Regions from separate parts of the Homo sapiens genome. Here region 2 is linked to region 1. A link is a contact called in ENCODE Hi-C or POLR2A ChIA-PET data. All regions are on one chromosome and are shown on one strand. Each heading gives the region's core, a stretch centred on a gene start or an enhancer-like site at or near the end of the contact. The rest is flanking DNA. Distances are from core to core; before and after follow the strand shown.

Region 1 (2,876 bases), core at 179-2,678:
AGGAAGATCACCCTGACTCAACTGAGAGGAGCCTCCAGAAGGATGAGATGGACTTGTGACTAAAGGCCAGTTCCTCTCCCACCCTGTCCTCTCTCCTGAAAAGGATTTAATTGAGCATCTATACTCCCTCTCTCTGCATGTCTGCAGCACACCAAATCAGTGTGATTAGGGACACTGTGGCAAGTTAGTGTTCTGGCTTGGCCTCAGGGTCCCGTGGAGACAGGTCCAGCGGTGCTTCAGCCCTGGGCTCAAGCTGTGGCAGGGAGAGAGGCAGTCCAGCGGCAGCAAGGATGGGAAGAGCAGCTGGACACTCAGAGCATCGTCACCACAGCAGAAGGCAAACTCCAGCCCTGCCGCTCCCCTCTCCTCCACTTTGCTAAAACAAGCCAGAGAAGAACTGCAGGCCTTCCCAGAGGACCCTCACCTGCCAGCCTCTCTAGCAAGTCTGAATGGAGGCCCCTCCCTGTCTACTTAGCCCTCTCCAGTGGTCCGGCACTACATTCCTCGCTCTATAATTTCTTCTACCTTGATCTTTAAGCGTTTTCTTGCCTGTGTAATCATTTCACCTTTCATGCCTGTTAGTGCTGTTTCTGAAAGAAAAGGGACTGTGTCATAGTCATAGCTGCACCCCGGGTAATATCCACAGACACATAGTAGATCTCAGGAAATGCTTGTTCTGAGAGTGGCTGGGCAGGGTAAGTTAGAACCCACCCCGGTGCTCCCTGCTCTTTCCCCACGCTGCTACCAAAGCACCAGCCCTCCCACCATCACCTTCTCTGTTTCCCTGCCTCTCTGCACTGAGAGTCCTGGAGTCAGCACTCCTGTCCACTCACATTGGAATCCTCCTTGCCTAGCATGGTGGCTGGCACATAACTGTTATTGGTATTCACTCATTTCACATTTATTCCACGCCTTCCATCATGTATGTCTTAGAATGCTTTCTACACAATGTCTTTGATTTTTCAACAACAACTCCATAAGAGTCCATAAGGTGGGTATTCTCCCGTTTTACAGCTGGAAAAACTAAGGCAAGCAGAAGTTAAATGCCTTGACCAAGGCCAACCAGTGTGGCAAAATGTCTTGACCGAGGCCACCCAGCGTGGCAAGGAGAAGTTCAATGCCTTGACCGAGGCCACCCAGGCAGAGGCAAGATTCAAACCCAGGCCTCTCAGGTACCCAAAGCCTAGTTCTCTCTTGTAGACCGGCTGCTTCTCCAGCCTCAGGGTGAAAGCTCCTCCCATCCAAACATTCAAACTGTGGGTTACAGCGTGTCACTTCAGTGGAAAGTCTGTTTCTCCTCGAACCCAGGGAGAGGTCTCGGGGAGCTGCAGCCTGGAGCTTTCTACCGCTTTCTACCGCCCATGTTGGGAGCATGGGAAGCGGGTGTTTTTCTTGCTTGCGGCCTTGGTGGCCATTTCCTACAGTGTATCCGCACTGGAGAATGACAGGAAGAAGTGGCTTCCGGCTGGTGCAGGGAGGAGCCTGCCTCTGCCTGCCCTACAGAGAAGGGATTTTTTTTTTGCTCCAAAGCAGCAGCCACTCTGCCTTGCCCTTGGACAGGGAACACAGGAGAACTAGGAAATGATGAGTTTGGGGTAGTTATTACATTTGTTTTTAATACAATTGATTAAGCTTATATAATTTCATCTTTAATAATGGCTGTGTTTAACCGCTGATTTCCAAAATGCCTGAAAATCGAGCAATCAGTGCTCATGAACCAATATTATATAGGACCAATTACTTCTCAGGGCTGTTGTAAATCCAAATACCATAATGTCAGTGTTCACCAGCAGGTTGCTGGAACCAGCTGTGTGACCTTGGGCAAGCTTCTTAACCAGCATATGCTTCAGGTCTTGCCCATCTGTAAAATGAGACCATTGTGAAGATAATAGGATATATATATATATGTAAAGAACCTAGCCAGGGTAGACTGGGTGAGGTGGCTCACACCTGTAATCCCAGCACTTTGGGAGGCCAAGGTGGGTGGATCGCTTGAACCCAGAGTTTGAAACCAGCCCTGGCAACATAGGGATACCCTGTCTCTAAAAAAGAAATAATAAAATAAAATAATAAAAAAGAACCTGGCCAGGGTGGGACCAGGGTGACAGCGGCACTCACAAAGGACCAGGCACTCAGTCTCAGGGTCAGCAGCTGAATGCCTCCTTAAATTTTGTACACTAGGCCCCTCGCTTGCCTGACACTTGTCTGAGCCCCACTCTTGGCACATAGTAGGTACGTGCTATTATTTACTACAAGAGCTTCAAGGAGGGTGTAACCTAACAGCAATGTAAAGATGAGGAAAGTTATCTAATAATACATGAGAAAAACACCAGCGTGGCACATTGTCCTGGGACATATGGTAGATACCCAATGAGCTTTTCAGATAATGAGGGTTGTATTTCAGCAATGAAACCCACAGCCTGCTGAGGAGACATCTCTAGAAGATTCAGGGCTGTCTCTGAAAACACCTGCGACAAGCAAAAATTTCTTTGCGTTGTTTTGAAAGATAAAAAATACTAATCTTCAAAATGTACTTCCTGCTGCATAGTAGGTAGATAGGCACCGTAAGATTGCTCTCCCCTAACAGTGCTTCTAGTGAAATTAACAGCAGGGGATGATGGGCCTGTTAACCCTGCAGCTTCCCAAGTTCCCTGACTCAACACTGGGCACCCACCACCCAGAGTCGGTGGTTGGCGGGGAGGAAGATGCTAAGACACTGGCCCTATGTGGGGAGGGGAGGGCTGTATGGGCTGGAGGAGGTAAGCTGTCACTCATTGAGGATGTACAGAAGGGGAATTGGGGTTGATGCCTTGAATAGAATGGCTGGAAAATTCTAAAAGTATACTTTCAAAGGAGACAACCCTCAAATCTCTTCC
Region 2 (2,876 bases), core at 262-2,761, 380 kb before region 1:
GTTGGAAGGTCAACTCACTTTATGGTCTAGGTCCAGGAAACAAGAATATTTCCAACTCGCTGGGGACCATCTTGGCCTTGAGCAGAAATGGGATCTGAATTATTACCTAAGAGACCTTTGTAGATTGTCACAGTTGGCAGCCTCAGGACTTGAGCTAATCCTGGAAATTCTTTAACTTCCCAGAAAGAAGGTTCCACAAGGGCAGGCTGAGGTCCTCAGAGAGAGCAGATGGAATAGAGCTTACAACCAGTTGCCTTTACAACTGGACTTGGAGATAAATAATAACATTATACCCATTTTTTTTTTATCATGAAGCCTTTGACTTTCAGGGGATATCTATTCTTTATTCCTTTTACCCTGTATGTGGAAAAAAAATGCTCTGTATGAAAGAAAAGCAAGCAAACTTGTTGACTCAGTTCCCATGGTGAATGCAAGGCAGACCAGGCCAATAGAAACAACTCAGATATTACAAAAATGTGTTTCTTTCTGGCAGCTGCACAGTCAGTCCTTTATATCCAGTCACTGCAATCGCCCCATCACACAAAACCATTTCCAAGGTCATTATTCTGGTTGCGGGGGCTGCTTCCCCTACAAATAAATGTTGGTTTTACTAAATGTCCTCTCTCTCCAACTCACTTTATGGCAAATGAGGAGTAGCAAAGCATCATTTAGGAAGAGAAAGTGTAGAAAATCAGAGAGATGAAATACTACAGGTTTTCTAAAGGCTCAGGTTTATCTGGCTCAAGCAATACAAATTACAAACTATGGCACCACCTGTATAATCTGGTTTTAATTAACTTGAGGAAGGTACATCAATGTTATTTCATTAAAATCAAATTCTGTTTAAATGGAAAACCACCACTACAGGGTACATTGGGGCATTGTTCACTTGGGTTTTGGGGTTGGCAAGTAAATCCTGTATTTAGAAAAACCCAAGCAAACCCTGTTTTTTTGGAATCTTCTTATGCTTCGGAAGGCTTGTCATAGGTTCCTTGGAATGTAGGGGGTGCCCTGGTGAGGACCAAGGCACAGCTCAAGATGTTGTTTGCCAATTCTTCCTTTTATGACCCTTCTAGTCTTCTGTCTTCCTGCTCCCTGCCTGTCTCCATATCTCTTTAGTGCTTGGCCTTGATGCCCTATAGGACTCTCTCTCCCATTTGCCACTTTGAACTGAATGATTTGATCCCCACTGGGTGGACAGTGGATGACATAGGGCACTCTATAAACAAAGATGCTATTTCAGGCTTACAAGAGGAATGAGGCCCACGTGATCACAAGGGGCTGGTGAATAATAGAACCCTCTTTTGAAACTCTCACTTCACCAATTACCTAAGAGCTGGGAGGAACCTGAAAGATCCTATAATCTACACACCTCCTTTTCCGAGGAGGACACTGAGATTCGGAGGTAAAGAAACTGGTCCATACTAGTGAAGGCTGTTTGAGTGGGGCCTCCCCATTTCGACTCATGCCCTTTCCCCTCCAGCCTGGTGCCCCAGTTCTGCAGACCTGTTGATTACAACACAGCCCACGCCGAGAAAATCCTGCCCTGTCAGCAGAACAGCTTTACAAGCTGACATAGGACATGTGTGTGTTTGGAGTCAGGAGAATGGCTGAGTTTTAGTTCCAGTTCTGCCTCTGCTTTGCTGGCTTCAGCGAGTCACTTCTCCTTCCTTTGTCTATTTCCCCTATTGGGAAGGAGAAGATAATTAACCTTTCCACCTATCAGGCTCACTTGAGTGTTATAAAGAATAATGAGGTGATATTTGTAAAGTGCTTTGAGCTGCTGGGAAAGAGGAGGGGGTGAGCTCCGTGGAAAACATTATTAGCTGGAAGGACTTATCAATTGAGCTATTTAACAATAGCAGAGAGTAAGGATACTCAGAAATGAATTCCAGGGACTAGCCCTGCTTTGAATTTAGGAGGAGGATTAGTGGGAACCTAATAGGTATTCCGCTTCTCCAGTTTCTTCAGTGCACCGTCAAACTAGGAAAGGTAATTACATTCTTCTATGTCGGATTCAGCCCGGAGTTTCAATTGGGATGTCAAAGTGTGCTTGTCCTCTATTCTCATACTGAGGCTGTGTTATGGTGTGATTGTTAAAGCCTTGGGCATCTTCTATCCCCTGGGGTAATTTCGCTTAGGAGCTATACAAAGTAATTTCTATGCAGTGGCTGGGCTGCTGTTTATAAGGTTGATTAGTAGAGCTTCTAAATCTAAAGCGCCTGGGGAGCAATTTGGTTGAAGCAGGGAAATAAAAGGCAAGGTCTTTATCATGGTTGATCTTTTTTTATTGAGCCGCTCCATGGGAATTTTCTCAGTGACTCAGATGCATCTACAGTGCAAAACGTGGGGCTTGGTGGCTCTTTGACATGGCAATGGAGGCCTAGCCCCAGGTAAAGGTGAACTTGCCAGGTCACTAAATATATTTAGGGCCCCCTTTTAACTTCCTTTACTCTCACAGAGGGTGATGTTTTTGGGGCCCTGAAATGTGTGGGAATGTTTCCAAAAGATTGTTCTGATGAGGGATCTGTTTCTGCAAACTCCTGCCCCACTGTTTGAAAGACCGTCTGCCCCAAATTCAGGTCTTTCTCATTTTTAGGGCCAGGGAAGAAGACAGAGGAAGAGAAGAACTGGGGGAATTTTGTTTTGAACTTGTGCAGTCTCTGTGGGCTGACTGAACAGTGAGCCAGGCAGAAGGTGGCTCCCTCTTTAGTCGGCAGGAGCAGGGCTGAATTTTATCAACATCTTCTGCAGGTGTAGGGAGAGGTCAAGATGTCATTTGGAATGATAATTTCTCTGATCAAAGTTAAGTTAAGGAAATTACAGTGATTGCATCTTTGTCCCCTAAAGTTTATGAGCCTCTTTGTAATCGCTGC

Evidence for each region. A loop is a pair of places that touch in the nucleus more often than their neighbours do. ChIA-PET counts read pairs that join two places held with the same protein, here RNA polymerase II (POLR2A). Pooled maps may share reads with other maps.
Region 2: a map of right cardiac atrium shows a loop between it and region 1 (1.8-fold over the local background). The contact joins two enhancer-like sites. A Hi-C loop is called at or near these places in 20 of 168 maps with a recorded cell type or tissue (B cell, CD4-positive, alpha-beta T cell, CD8-positive, alpha-beta T cell and 16 more), 12 of 37 single-sample maps with no recorded cell type and 23 of 50 pooled maps. POLR2A ChIA-PET finds 5 or more read pairs at or near these places in 9 of 52 experiments (B cell, CD4-positive, alpha-beta T cell, CD4-positive, alpha-beta memory T cell and 6 more).

The regions. Positions count from the first base shown.
Region 1 is chr14:68,770,448-68,773,323 of GRCh38, forward strand. It overlaps LOC107984709 (a long non-coding RNA gene), which reads right to left. Exons shown (of 2, transcript XR_001750793.2): 2 at 2,869-2,876. Among named protein-coding and RNA genes, the nearest start is that of ZFP36L1, 21 kb to the right of the region's middle. Within about 2 kb of position 1,429, at least 13 of the 41 ENCODE cell types and tissues checked have a DNase peak (open chromatin) inside an H3K27ac peak, as active enhancers do; they include heart left ventricle and sigmoid colon, where a contact is called at or near this core.
Region 2 is chr14:68,391,345-68,394,220 of GRCh38, forward strand. The region is part of intron 8 of RAD51B (RAD51 paralog B); the gene reads left to right. Among named protein-coding and RNA genes, the nearest start is that of RAD51B-AS1, 290 kb to the right of the region's middle. Within about 2 kb of position 1,512, at least 24 of the 41 ENCODE cell types and tissues checked have a DNase peak (open chromatin) inside an H3K27ac peak, as active enhancers do; they include heart left ventricle and sigmoid colon, where a contact is called at or near this core.